Linked DNA regions of Homo sapiens: region 1 is linked to region 2. Evidence: chromatin contacts called from ENCODE Hi-C or POLR2A ChIA-PET data. All regions are on one chromosome and are shown on one strand. The core of a region is the stretch at or near the end of the contact, and the rest is flanking DNA. Distances in the headings are between cores, read along the strand shown.

Region 1 (7,001 bases), core at 3,522-6,021, 110 kb after region 2:
GGACTTGGGTGGGTAGAGACACAGGCAGCTCTCCATCCATCTCTTTCTCCTTCTCCCCCATTCTCTGCCCCTCTCTTCAGGGTGATCAGCAAATAAATGATCAATACTAAGACACCAAGGCCCTAAGAAGTCACTGGATGGGGTCCCGGGTGGATTTCTAGCTCTACTGTCCACTGGCTGTGAGACCATGAACAGGGTGCATTGCCCAAGTCCACTCAGCTGGAAACAGGTATAACAAGCACCTTTTGGTATTTCCAGAGCATCAGAAGCCAGCTGATGTGTGGAAGGGGCCAGGCAGGGCCTGCTTCACGGAAGGTTCAATTCTTGCCAGGTTCCCTTTGTGCTGAGATCCCTGGGCCTCAGTCCCTGCACCCTGAGCTCTCAGAGGGTTCTTGGCTCATGGAGGAGAAAGCCCCTGGCTGTGGGCCTAATGGGAGACTCAGGGATAGCAGTTGTATCTCACTCACTGTGTGACCTCAGGCGACACTCAGAGTACCTGTTTTTAGAATGGAAAGAGTGACTGTCTTAACTCACAGAGTCGTTGTTAAAGCCATGTGAAACAAAGTCACTGACAGCACTATTTGGATTTTAAAATGTCATCCAAATATTAAAGATTATTATCCTATTTCTCTGCTAGGGATGGCACAGCCACCCATACACAAACACACCCACACTAATGTGGACACTGCATGCCACCAATGATGAACGTAGGCAGCTGTGTGCTGGTCAACTGGCCCTCTGGGGGTGTGGAAGGAGGAAGCCCTGATTTAGAGCATTTGCTAATTCCATGGCATAAATACATCGACTATGCCTGATATCAAGCTGCCATCAGTTAACCCACCCCAAATCCCTAAATGTTTAACAAGTGGTTCTCAAGTCAGCAATCTCTCACCACTGGCAGGGAAAAGATACAGGGCCCAAGGTCTCCCATCTGCCAAGCTATTGTCCAAGCGTGAGTTGATGTCTCAGGAAGGCCTTTTCTGCCTTATCCCACCTGAAGCCAGTTCTACTCAGATCTCACACTTCCTTCCCAACACTCTTCTTGGGGTTTGAAGCTAGAGGCTCATAGAGGGCAGGGTGTGAGGTTTACTGGCTTGCAGGGAGGACTTAGGTTGGCCAGAGACTGTTGCCTGCTAATGGGGCTTGGGCCTGCAATTCTGTAAAGGCTCCCTGGAGGAGTTTTGAGGGTGGGGGCAGAGCAGGGTTAGGGGGAAGGGAGTCAGCCTCACACATCTGCCTGTTGAACACTAGCTCTTGCCACTGCATGGCAGTTTCCACAGCAGCTACCTTCTTTGTGCTCCTTAAACTCATGTTACTGTCTCAGCATTTGGAAACCTGCATTCTGCTTCCCTGCAGGCTCTTTGAGATCTGACCCAACTCCTGGCACGTTGGAGATGTCCCATAGACCAGTGTTGAATGAATGGGTAAGTTAATGAGTCCATGTACACAGGCTTTGGCATGGCCTGGCTTAGGCAGCCCTGACCCTCACTATCCTTCAGACCCAACACATTACAAACAGGATCCTTTGTCCCTTTCTTAGCCTGTTCCTCTTCCTCATTTATTCATTCCTTCAACCGATATTGATCATCAAGTGCCTATAACATGCACAGAGCTAACTGGCCAAAGGATTTGAGGGTGCCTCTGCGGCTCTTTGGTGGGTTTGGTGGAAAGCGGTAGGAAATATGAGAAAAGGTTCAGGGTTGGAGGGACTGGGTGAGTTGCATTTTCGATGCATTAAATTTAGGCGCCTTCAGGACCTGCAAGAGTACCTTTCCAGAGGCAGATGAACACATGATGTGGAGCTCAGGATAGAGGAGGAGGATTTTGTTAATCCTTCTTCCAACAAGAGTTCCAAGCCATGGCTGGGTGCAATGGTTTATGCCTGTAATTCCAGCACTTTGGGAGGCCAAGGTGGGAGGATCGCTTGGGCCCAGGAGGTCAAGGCTGCAGTGAGCTGTGATTGCACCACCACTGCATACCAGCCTAGGTGACAGAGGGAGACCCTGTCGGTAAAAAAAAAAAAAAAAAAAAGAAAAGAAAAGAAAAGAAAAAAAGAATTCCTGGCCAGAAAGCCAGAGGGAACTTTTGTTGTCCCTAGTGCTCAGGTAATTGGTCACTGGGTTCATGCTCCCAAGCCTTTACTTGTTTGGTTGTTTACTTTACAGAATGCTCTACCTGTAGAAATCCCACCCTTCCTTCAGGTACCCAGGCTAAATCTTCCTGGAGTTCTTCTGGAGCCCTCATGATGGGTGCTGGTCATTCCTCCTCTGGGCCCTCACACTCACTTGCTTTATGCTGCTTGGCCTCTTCTTAGGGAGCCTCTGTGATAGAAGTGCATTCCTGTGACTGTCCCTCCCCCATAGTGCTGTGAGCTCCTGAGGGCAAGGACAGACCCCTCTTCTCTGTCTCTCATGGCATCTACCAGTTCTGGCATGAATGAATGAATGAATGAATGAATGAATGCTGTTAATAGATCAGTGAAACTTCATTGTTTTTTGGGGCAGACTCATCCCCTACATCAGCCTCCTCTGCAAATGGCCTTGAGGGGCTGCTCTGCCTGTGTCCAGATGCTCACATCCCTGCCCTGGGGCTGGGCTGTTCCAACAGGCACAGCAGGAAAACAGTCTGCCCTGTTGCCTACCCATGCTGCCTTCAGGGCACTCCTTAAGCTGAGCCTCTTGGTAGTGGCCCCAGGTTCTCTGTGTTCTTGCCAACACTGTAACATACTTAAGAGGGCCCAGGGCCCTCTGACCTCCCAGTCATCCTTTTTTAAAATTTGGACTCAGAAAAAGAGACACGGGTTATGATGTTTCTTAATTCTTTTATAATGATGAAAAGGCAAAGTCTTGTTGCCAATTTAGGTACAAAGATGCTTCAGCACTCCTGGGAATTAGTCAATTTTGTATTTCTTCAGTATTTTTGAAAGAACTTATTGCAATTATTGATGATGGCAACTTTAAATGGTGCAATATCATGTTTCCAAACAATGAGAGACCTTGGATCTGTCACCCCAAAACCCAGCTGGTGATTCTAGCACCAAATCTCAGACCCCAGTCTCATGGCAGGCAAGCATGATCCCTGATTAGCCTCCACCCTGTGCCTTGGCAGGATCATGCCCAGAAATGGAGGGGCTCCCCAGCCTCCTTAATGGCCTCTCCACCTTGGGCTGAGCCTGCTTCTCCATGGCTAGGTGCCCACTGCATGCTCACTCTTGGCAGAGCTGGCTCCCTGGGGCATTGCCTATCTGCTCCAGGAAATGCTTTTTAGTACCAAGTAGTCTAAGCAGAGTCAAGACCAGCTTTTCAGAATAAGCAGATTTCAGAGTCACATATTGGTCAGACTCACCTGCCAAGAAAGGTGTTCAGGTGACCTATTATTTCCCTCACTGTTAGTACCTTTTTTCTTCACTTAGTTACCCTTTTTTTTTTTGGTGGGGGTTACAGAGTCTTACTCTATTGCCCAGGCTGCAGTGCAGTGACATGATCATGGCTCACTGCCACCTTCATCTCCCAGGCTCAAATGGTCCTCCCACTTTAGCCTCCCAAGTAGCTGGGACCATAGGCATACACCACCATGCTGGGCTAATTTTTGTATTTTTTGTAGAGATGGGGGTTTCCCTATGTTGCCCAGGCTAGTCTTGAACTCCTGGGCTCAAGCGATCCTCCCATCTTGGCCTCCCAAAGTGCTGGGATTACAGGCATGAGCCACTGTGCCCTGCCTAGTTACTCTTGGGCTAAGTTCACATCCATACACACAGGATATTCTTTCTGAGGCCCCCAATGTGTCCCACAGGCACCATGCTGTATGTGACACTCCCCTAGAGATGGATGTTTAGTTTGCTTCCAACTGATTAATGGCATGCAGTGGTGCCTGGAAACATTTGTACCTGGGGTGCTGTGTGTCATGGGAATGTATTTACGAGATGTATTCTTAGAAGCAGTATTCTAGCTTTTGAATTTTAAAATCTGACATTTATGGCGATTGTTAAAATGAGGTTACCATTTCCTACTGAATACTATCAACACCAAAAAAGAAGAAGGAGGAGATGGAGAAAAAAAAGACAAAAAAAAAAAAAAGTGGTAGGGCATCTTAGCCATAGGGCATCTTTCTCATTGGCAAATAAGAACATGGAACCAGCCTTGGGTGGTGGCCATTCCCCTCTGAGGTCCCTGTCTGTTTTCTGGGAGCTGTATTGTGGGTCTCAGCAGGGCAGGGAGATACCCCATGGGCAGCTTGCCTGAGACTCTGGGCAGCCTCTCTTTTCTCTGTCAGCTGTCCCTAGGCTGCTGCTGGGGGTGGTCGGGTCATCTTTTCAACTCTCAGCTCACTGCTGAGCCAAGGTGAAAGCAAATCCACCTGCCCTAACTGGCTCCTAGGCACCTTCAAGGTCATCTGCTGAAGAAGATAGCAGTCTCACAGGTCAAGGCGATCTTCAAGTAAAGACCCTCTGCTCTGTGTCCTGCCCTCTAGAAGGCACTGAGACCAGAGCTGGGACAGGGCTCAGGGGGCTGCGACTCCTAGGGGCTTGCAGACTAGTGGGAGAGAAAGAACATCGCAGCAGCCAGGCAGAACCAGGACAGGTGAGGTGCAGGCTGGCTTTCCTCTCGCAGCGCGGTGTGGAGTCCTGTCCTGCCTCAGGGCTTTTCGGAGCCTGGATCCTCAAGGAACAAGTAGACCTGGCCGCGGGGAGTGGGGAGGGAAGGGGTGTCTATTGGGCAACAGGGCGGGGCAAAGCCCTGAATAAAGGGGCGCAGGGCAGGCGCAAGTGGCAGAGCCTTCGTTTGCCAAGTCGCCTCCAGACCGCAGACATGAAACTTGTCTTCCTCGTCCTGCTGTTCCTCGGGGCCCTCGGTGAGTGCAGGTGCCTGGGGGCGCGAGCCGCCTGATGGGCGTCTCCTGCGCCCTGTCTGCTAGGCGCTTTGGTCCCTGTGTCCGGTTGGCTGGGCGCGGGGTCTCTGCGCCCCGCGGTCCCAGCGCCTACAGCCGGGAGGCGGCCCGGACGCGGGGCCAGTCTCTTTCCCACATGGGGAGGAACAGGAGCTGGGCTCCTCAAGCCGGATCGGGGCACGCCTAGCTCTGCTCAGAGCTTCTCAAAAGGCCTCCCAGGCCCCTGTCCCTTTGTGTCCCGCCTAAGGATTTGGTCCCCATTGTATTGTGACATGCGTTTTACCTGGGAGGAAAGTGAGGCTCAGAGAGGGTGAGCGACTAGCTCAAGGACCCTAGTCCAGATCCTAGCTCCTGCGAGGACTGTGAGACCCCAGCAAGACCGAGCCTTTATGAGACTTAGTTTCTTCACTTAAAGAAACGGCCTAACCATGGGTCCACAGGGTTGTGAGGAGGAGATGGGGCATTCGCACACCTTCCGTGGCAGAGGGTTGTGGAGGGGTGCGGTGCTCCTGATGGAACCCTGTGTCAGAGGGTTTGAGAGGGAAATGTCAGCCAAACAGAAGGAAGGAGTAGAAGGAAGGAAACAATTGTCAGTTCCATAACCAAAGTAATTTCTCGGGTGCTCAGAGGGCACTCCCCAGCGCTGCACATTAGTGACCTAAATGCGTGAGTGCGGAGCTCCCTGCAGCACCGGGAGGGGAAGGTCCCAGGCCGCAGCAGAAAGGGCTGTGATGGGCATCAGGACCTAGGCAGTGGGAGGGGCACAGTGAAAGCCCAGGTGTCACACCTCCCCAGCCCAGTGCAGCCTCCACTTGTCTTACGGCATCTACCTAAGGCTGGGAGCTTCCTGGATGGAAGAGGTGGCGGTGGATAGAGAGCAGCAGTGGGAGCCCAAACCCATCCTTGTCCCTGCCCTTCTGGTCTCCTGCTCCAAATTCCTTCCCATGGGTGTTGGTCATCCTTCTCTTCTCTAAGACAGATTGGGACTGGCCAGGACCCGACTGTTCTCTTCCCCTCAAGCTCCCTGGCGAGTGGCCTGTTGCACAGGGTTAGGGCCACCTGGGAGGGGCAGGAGAGGAAGGAAGCCTTGCCTTCCTGGAAGTGGTCATGGGCTGTGGTCCAGGATTCTGGCTCAGAGTTGCACCACTGGGTTTTATATTCACTTGGATCTTTAGTTGTTTTGGCGCCTACTGAGGTCTGAAGTTTGAATCCTGCAGTCAATTGGGATGGTGGCTTGTACCCCAAAGTGCCATTGCAACCCTTGTCCTTCCTGAGGAAAGGGTGGCAGTTGCCCTGTGGAATTCCTGCCCTGCTCCCCGTGGGTGTCCAGGCTGACAGAAGTTGGGTGAGTGGGGCCAGCTGGATCTAAGCCGTGTGAGCATTGGGTGGAGGAGTCTGTCTGCTTAGCCCTGGAGCCATGGGCTGGGAGGCACTCATGAGGTTTCCCATCAGTCTGAGCAGTCTGCTTGGGCCCTATCATGAGCTGTGTGGGTAGGTGGGGAGAGTAACTCCTGTCCTGGCCCCTGCCTTGGAGGCCAGCGCACTGCATGTCTGCCCAGAATGTGTGTTTTGGCCAGTGTCCAGCCAGGTCCAGTGGGCAGCATCTGAGTGCCTGACACTGAATACAAGTGTGGGGTTGAAGATTTTGGAGGGGCCAGACCTAGACCTGCTTCAGGGGGTCACATAGCTCCAGAGCTGGGAGGTAAGAGCTTGTGGGTCACACAGCTCCAGAGCTGGGAGGTAAGAGCGTGGAGACTTCACCTGGTGTTTGGGGGGCTGGGGACTGGGAATCCTGGAAGGGAGCTCAGCGGTCCTTTAGTCACTCTGGTTCAGCTCCTCTTAGGGGAAGAAATGAACTCTGCCCACAGGTTCCCGTCATTGCTCAGCCCCCACCTCCGGCTTGAGGCATGGTCTTCCATTTTACTCTCTCCCTTCACCCCCAGAACCCACCCATTACCAAGCTGATTTCTGATACCAGCTCCCTGCCCCCTTCTCTGTTCTCAGTGCTGTCCCCTCTCTCCACTCAGACTAGCCCTTCCCTGGTGCCTTCGTTGGCCACAGCTTCTCTGCCTGTTCCCAGGTCTCAGTTCACTCTGCCCCTGCCCTAGGGAGAG
Region 2 (6,458 bases), core at 2,975-5,474:
CAGCACTCTGGTTCCTCCCCTTAAAGATGTTTTCTTTCCTTTTAAAGAGACTATTTTAATTGATTTTGATCAACTCTACTCAAAACTGTATTCTAAGGTCCACATTAGAATTAGTCTCCAATAATCTGAACATATAATTCAATCATTTAAAAGAACATATTAAGAAGACCTTGGTAGAATTACATGTATCAAGAAACACCAGGCCTTGCACAGTTGCTCACGTGTGTAATCTCAGCACTTCGAGAGGCTGAGGCGAGTGGATCACAAGGTCAGGAGTTCGAGACCAGACTGGCCAATATGGTGAAACCCCCATCTCTACTAAAAATACAAAAAAATTAGCTGGGCATGGTGACACATGCCTGTAATCCCAGTTACTTGGGAGGCTGAGGCAGGAGAATGGCTTGAACCCCGGATGCGGAGGTTGCAGTGAACCAAGATCGCGTCATTGCAGTCCAGCCTGGGTGACAGAGTGAGACTCCGTCTCAAAAAAAAAAAAAAAAAGAAACACTGGACTTAGGCACAATGGAGATATGGCTGACTTTCTTTTGAAAAAAGAAGTAGTTTTTTGGGAGAGGGCAGGGCAAAGAAGTAAGAAGTAGTTCTGTAAGGAAATGTTAGAGACCATTTTGGAAATGTATTCATTATTTTAAGGCAACTACAAATGATCATCTTTCAGTTAGGACATTGTAGCAGCAGCCTTTACTGGTCATGAAATTTGCATGATATCTAAAATTGTATTTCTGGAAATAGGTCAATGTCGATTAATAGTAGCTTTGTATAGAAAGGCAGATGCCAACTAGCATAAAAGTGGTAGTACGTGCAGACGGTGGTAGTTCTGGAGTCCTGGAAGCCACGAGGTGCTCATCCATCACAAGGCCATCTGGAAGGTAGGGATGCTTGGTCATTAAAGCAAACCTCTCTGGCAGTTCATCCTGCTGCCCACAAATGTGGCATATCTATACGCTACTGTGAACCTGCTCTTCTCAGGACACTCACACCTGGAACCTAGCCCAGTGGTGATGCCTTCACTTGCAGGAATGAGCACAACCTGGTTAGATTCTGATTGGGCCCCATGTTCCAGGAAGAGAACATGTTCCCTACACATCCAATCACCCAACCCACACTTATCAAACACCTATCCTGAGCCTGACACCCAGGATGCAAATGGCAAAGACACAATCCCTGTCTGGATTGGGGAATTCCTTCCTGTTCTCAGTGAAATGTTTGCTTTCATTTACTTCCTGGACTTGAATATTTTCCATTTCTAACATCTCCAAGGCCCAGAACTATAATAGGTCTCTGAATTTGGGGGGCCCTAGAAACCTGGCTCAGGCTAGGGTGGAGAGAGGACTGTCGCCTCTTTTCCTCTCCAGGTGCTGCCCTTCTTTTCATTGTATTCCTCAAATCAGTAAAAATCAAGAAGGTGAAAGGGTTCTGTGACCAGTCATGGTAAGGGTTCTGTGACCAGTCATGGTAAGGTATGGGGAGGGGGTTACCAGGGACTTTTAGGACTCTGGAAGTTTCTAAAGGACTAGCAAGGGGCCAAGCCTCTGATAGAATTTGTCGTCAGGGTGGGCTCTAAATGAGCTGCCCATCCTGGTTTGGGTCCCCCTACCCAAAGGAAAGGAACACCAGAGAACATCTCTTGGTTTAACAAGAGACCGAGACTTGTTTATTTTCCTCAATAGAAGTTCAGACCATAAAATGTCAAATAGACTTGAAATACATCTCTATCTGAAAGGCAGCAGGACTAGCCAGGTTCCCGAGGAAATAAATATCAAAGAGGCCAAGGCAACTATCTCATCAGGAGTCTGCGATGCTTTTATAAGCAGAACTTTGGCTGCCAGGCTCTAGCAAGACAAGAGGTACAAGGAGAGCCTGCTAACTAAGCACCCCCCAAGGCAACTACGTAACTTCAAAGGGCAAAAGAAAGAGGAGAACCTCCGCTTACCACAGCCGGGTAGAAATGCCTGAGGAAAGCAGCGGAGCTGACCGTGCCAGCATTTACACAGGGAACACTTCTTGGGCAGCCAGGTGTCATGGGGCACAGACCCACAGTTCCTGAGAATGAACAGGTAAGGCGATAGCCTTGGGTCTGAAATTTCCACTTCCCTTTCTCTCTCCTCTCCACGGCTCCCCGCCCCTCTGAATTGCTTACTCTTTGCGCACATCGTGCTCACAGTTCCGTCCGTAGAAGGAGGGAGGGCAGGCACAAAAGGACCCCAGCATGCAGGTTCCCCCATTCAGGCAGCAGGTTCTGTTTAGCTCCTTACCTGAAAGGTAAGAACAGATGACTGAGGGTGTAGGGATGGAAAAGTGCAAGGGCAATTCCTGTAAGCGAAGGTTAATACAACACCAATGTGTTGTATCAGAGTAAGTCTCTGTGCCTTTGAGCAGAGAAGTCATTTTCATGCATAGGCCAGTGGTGGTTCTGGGTTCCCCAGTGTGAAGTGGACTCAGGGGAGGAAAACTGCACTCTAGGGAAGTAAAATACACAATCCTTGTCTCACTTCCAAAACCAAAAGCAGTCCAGCACCTGCACAGTTCCAGAACCAGGTGCCCTTTTAGGTGAAAGAGTGTTGGAAAGATACTCAGGAGACACATGAAGGGCCAGGGCAGAAGCATCGAAGTCAGGCAGTTCTTACTGTGCTGTATCCCCATGGGCGGCACACGCTGGGAAGACCGAGGCCGAATTGCAGGCTCCTCCTGGGGCCAAATGCTGTCATCTCTGAAGGCCAGGTATCCCCGAGATGGACGAGCAAATTCCTGATGGCCCAGCCCTTAACGACAAAATCAATTCATGGAGTCTGTATTTTAGGCCACATAAAAATTGAGAGTGATCAAAAGAACAAAAGGTCTCTCACCGGCAACTAATCCCAGTTCAAAGACTTTAGAAATGGCCATGATCCAAATCACACTAGGAAGAGGAAGTCAGACATGAGTTAGCCAAACAAAGGAAATAAAACCTTACAAGTTAACACCCAGGTCCTCTCATCACAAGGACAAGACCACAGATCACTGAAAAGAAATTGTAGAGCACCATCTTTCTTTTTTTAATGGCTAATTCATGTAACAAAGAAAAATGTTGAAAAAAAGTCACCAATATCCAAGTCTTTTTAATATATATTATTATTTCTTAGGCCCTGTCCTCACATAAGTACCTAATTTTAAGTAGGTATATGTCTTTTATCTTCTATTTCACATGTTTTCCCCTGCATACAATTTTCATATAAGGATTAAAAAATAGCTGCATCCCATGTTACCGATGAATCATTTTACAAACTACTGTATTTATTTATTTATTTTTGAGAGGGAGTTTCGGTTTTTCACCCAGGCTGGAGTGCAATGGTGCGATCTCGGCTCACTGCCTCCCCTCCCCAGTTCAAGCAATTCTCCTGCCTCAGCCTCCAGAGTAGCTGGGATTACAGGTGCCCGCCACCATGCTTGGCTAATTTTTGTATTTTTAATAGAGACGGGGTTTTGCCATGTTGGCCAGGCTGGTCTCCTGACCTCAGGTGATCCACCCGCCTCTGCCTCCCAAAGTGCTAGGATTACAGGCGTGAGCCACCGCACCCGGCCAAACTATTTTAACCAATCACTTAAAAGGTTTTTAGGTAAAAAATGTGGGTTTTTTTTTTTTTTTTTGCTATTATCTTAATAGTTTTGCCAAGTATTGAATCTGCTTATACCTTTAATCTTTTCGGAAGATTTTAAATTTGGTTGTAGTACTGACCTTTATTTGTACAAGAATAAAGAAACACTATTTCATAGGCAGAGTCATTAACATAAAATGAAAATTAACATTAACACGAAAATGTTAAAAGCCAATGGCAAAGTTAGAAGTAACCATGTGAAATTCCAGGTCTTTCAGGAAAAACAGCAGTGCGGTTGGCAGCTCTTTTAAGGCTTGAGCAAGAGAAAAATCAAATGACAGGTGTAGAACATTACTTCCTAAGCTGGCAATCTCTAGCAATCAAAAAAAGTTCACATTCAAGATTAGCTCATACCTGTAAGAGAAGCGGGCCATCTTCCTGCAGTCCATAGCTTTTAACAATTAGGGGGAAAAGAGGCGTTAGCATCGCTTTAATTCAGAGTCATTGCCAAAACAGCCAAAGGAAAACATTCATCTCCTAAAGCGAAAATGGCAATTTAAGAAGAAAATGAGAAATTCGTTTTCCCCAGAAGGTCGTAGCAGAAGCAGGAGCAAGGCGTCCAGGGGAAACTGGAGGGCTTTCGGCCTTGGACGTTTTGACCTTGAGCTGGAGACTCAGCCTTTCCGGGGATTCTCCTTCTTCAACAACAAACCCCAGTCGGGGCGGGGAGACCTTTCAGGTGGGCGGGACGCCCACCAGCATGACAATGGCCCACACGCGGGAAGAGGAGTCTTGTAAAACTGTGGTTAACTAGCCCTAATATCTCTATCATTAGTTGCAGGCTAAAATGATCAGAGGTACTCTTTTGGGAAAAAAAAAGAAAAAAGAAAAATCAGTTTCTCTAATCAAGTTGGTGATTCCAGGTTGGAGGGGTGGTGGAAAGTAATTGCTTTAATTAGGAAAACCTGAAAATGTATGGGTCTCAAGGCATTCGATATTTTATTTTATTTCAGGAAGTTTTACTTCCTGAAATTTGCTTCCACCTTTGTTTTTCCAGAAGGGTGTTTTGAGCCCCGTACTCCCCCTGGGGGATACCCGGGTGGCCAAGAAAGGGGTGCTCTCCGCCTGAGGAGCTAGGTGTGTGTGTGTGGGGAAGACTAGGAAGCTTGAAACTGAGATAGAAGTTCAGGGTCAGGAGGGGTTCCTTGGGGGCTCCAGACTTGAAGTGCAAATTCCAGGCGGACGTGAATTCCTGAAAGGACGCGGGAGCCGGCGCCAGGTGCCCGGGAGAGGGGAGGGGCGGCCAGAGGCGCAGCAGCTGGGACTCTCCAGTGGGAGTGCCGGCCTGTTCCAGGAAAAAGTTCTAGAACCACGGCAGTCCGGCATGGGAGGCCATTTCAGCCCCCAATCACGGGAATTTATCTCAGCCTCCCAGCTCCCACAGGGCGGCCTCTTCCAGCCCCTCGCCGTCCTGGCCCCACGACACCGAGAATTACCCCCGGACTCTGATGTGCCGCTTGCAGGGGTAAACGTGTTTATTGAGTGGTTCCACTAAGTGCCAGACGCCCCAGATGGAGAGGCGCGTCTATGAGCCGGAGTCGCCTCACCTAACATTTCAATCCTCCGGGTTATTTCATGTGTTATTAAATACGCCCAAAGTCGTTAATAGTTTCTAAATCGCATTTAATTCCAATTTCTAAAGGAAAGCCTGACGGTTACTTAATGTTGCCAGGCACACAAATGCGAAACTTTTATTAGATAGTTGTTTCCATCCATCTCTGTTTATTGGATTTAGGCCTCGGCAGAAAGAATTGGTAGCATCTGAGGCCATTTCAGCGTCAGTGCCTACCTGTGTGAATGCCATGGATCCACAGGTGCTGGGAAGAGGTGTTATTTACTTCTACACATGATTTTTTTTTTTTTTTTTTTTTTTTTTTTGCGACAGAGTCTCCCTCTGTTACCCGGGCTGGAGTGCAATGGCACGATCTTGGCTCACTGCAACCTCCACCTCCTGGGTTCAAGTGATTCTCCTGCCTCATTCTCCTGCCTCAACCTCCTGAGTAGCTGGGATTACAGGCGCCCGCCACAACGCCCGGCTAATTTTTGTATTTTCAGTAGAGACAGGGTTTCACCATGTTGGTCAGTCTGGTCTCAAATTCCTGACCTCATGATCCACCCGCCTCGGCCTCCCAAAGTGCTGGGATTACAGGCATGAGCTACCGCGCCCGGCCTTACACATGATCTTGGGAGAAGCAAACGTAAAATAATTTGTATTGGGGGAGTGAGGCCCCATCCAGTCAATGGTGGGATGCAGCAACATTTCCAACTCCACAGCAGTTGACTATTTCATTCCTGCTGCGCTTCGCCTCCTCCCTGTGTGGCCTTTTCAGGTGAAATGCTTCAGGTAGCATGCTGAGATTCACAGGGGACAGGGGAACATGGCCTGAAGCTCTAGGAGGCCGGAGGTGGGGGAGGGCTCCGCAAAGGAGAAGGCTAGCCCTGGAGCTGCAAGGAGGTTTAAAGATGTTACTCAGTGTGGTACATTTGTAAGGTAGCTTGTGCACCACAGTCCTCACCAGTCCAAGGTGCTAAGTAGATAAGTAGCGCCCACAATATTAGTCTCACTTTATGGACAAGACAACTAGTTCTATTGGGGGATTTGGATGTCTTGTCTTTAGAGACTGGGCAGGCCTGTGGCAGAACTGGCAAAAGAACACACCCCTGCGTTGCTATTTCCTTATCTAAAGCTCTTGTGGAATTTTTAGAGCTTAAATAGGACCCCTGGAAATCACTGCATTTTCAGAGGAAGTAACTGAGGTCTCCAGTCTGGCGATGTTGTCATTGACGGGACCAGAACCCCAGGAT

What was found. Hi-C counts contacts between places; a loop is a spot of excess contacts on that map. ChIA-PET counts read pairs that join two places held with the same protein, here RNA polymerase II (POLR2A). Pooled maps may share reads with other maps.
Region 1: a pooled map of posterior vena cava shows a loop between it and region 2 (2.6-fold over the local background). The contact joins the promoter of LTF here to the promoter of CRIPTO in region 2. A Hi-C loop is called at or near these places in 1 of 50 pooled maps. POLR2A ChIA-PET finds 5 or more read pairs at or near these places in 2 of 52 experiments (H1 and WTC11).

The regions. Positions count from the first base shown.
Region 1 is chr3:46,462,675-46,469,675 of GRCh38, reverse strand. LTF (lactotransferrin) reads left to right here and starts at 4,771. Exons shown (of 17, transcript NM_002343.6): 1 at 4,771-4,851. The coding sequence starts at 4,809.
Region 2 is chr3:46,575,554-46,582,011 of GRCh38, reverse strand. CRIPTO (cripto, EGF-CFC family member) reads right to left here and starts at 4,224. Exons shown (of 6, transcript NM_003212.4): 1 at 4,008-4,224; 2 at 2,865-2,917; 3 at 2,646-2,780; 4 at 2,159-2,273; 5 at 1,952-2,061; 6 at 1-880. The coding sequence starts at 4,042. The coding sequence ends at 762. RefSeq lists enhancers at 2,203-2,372, 2,601-3,373, 4,146-4,919, 4,890-5,059, 4,920-5,691 and 2 more.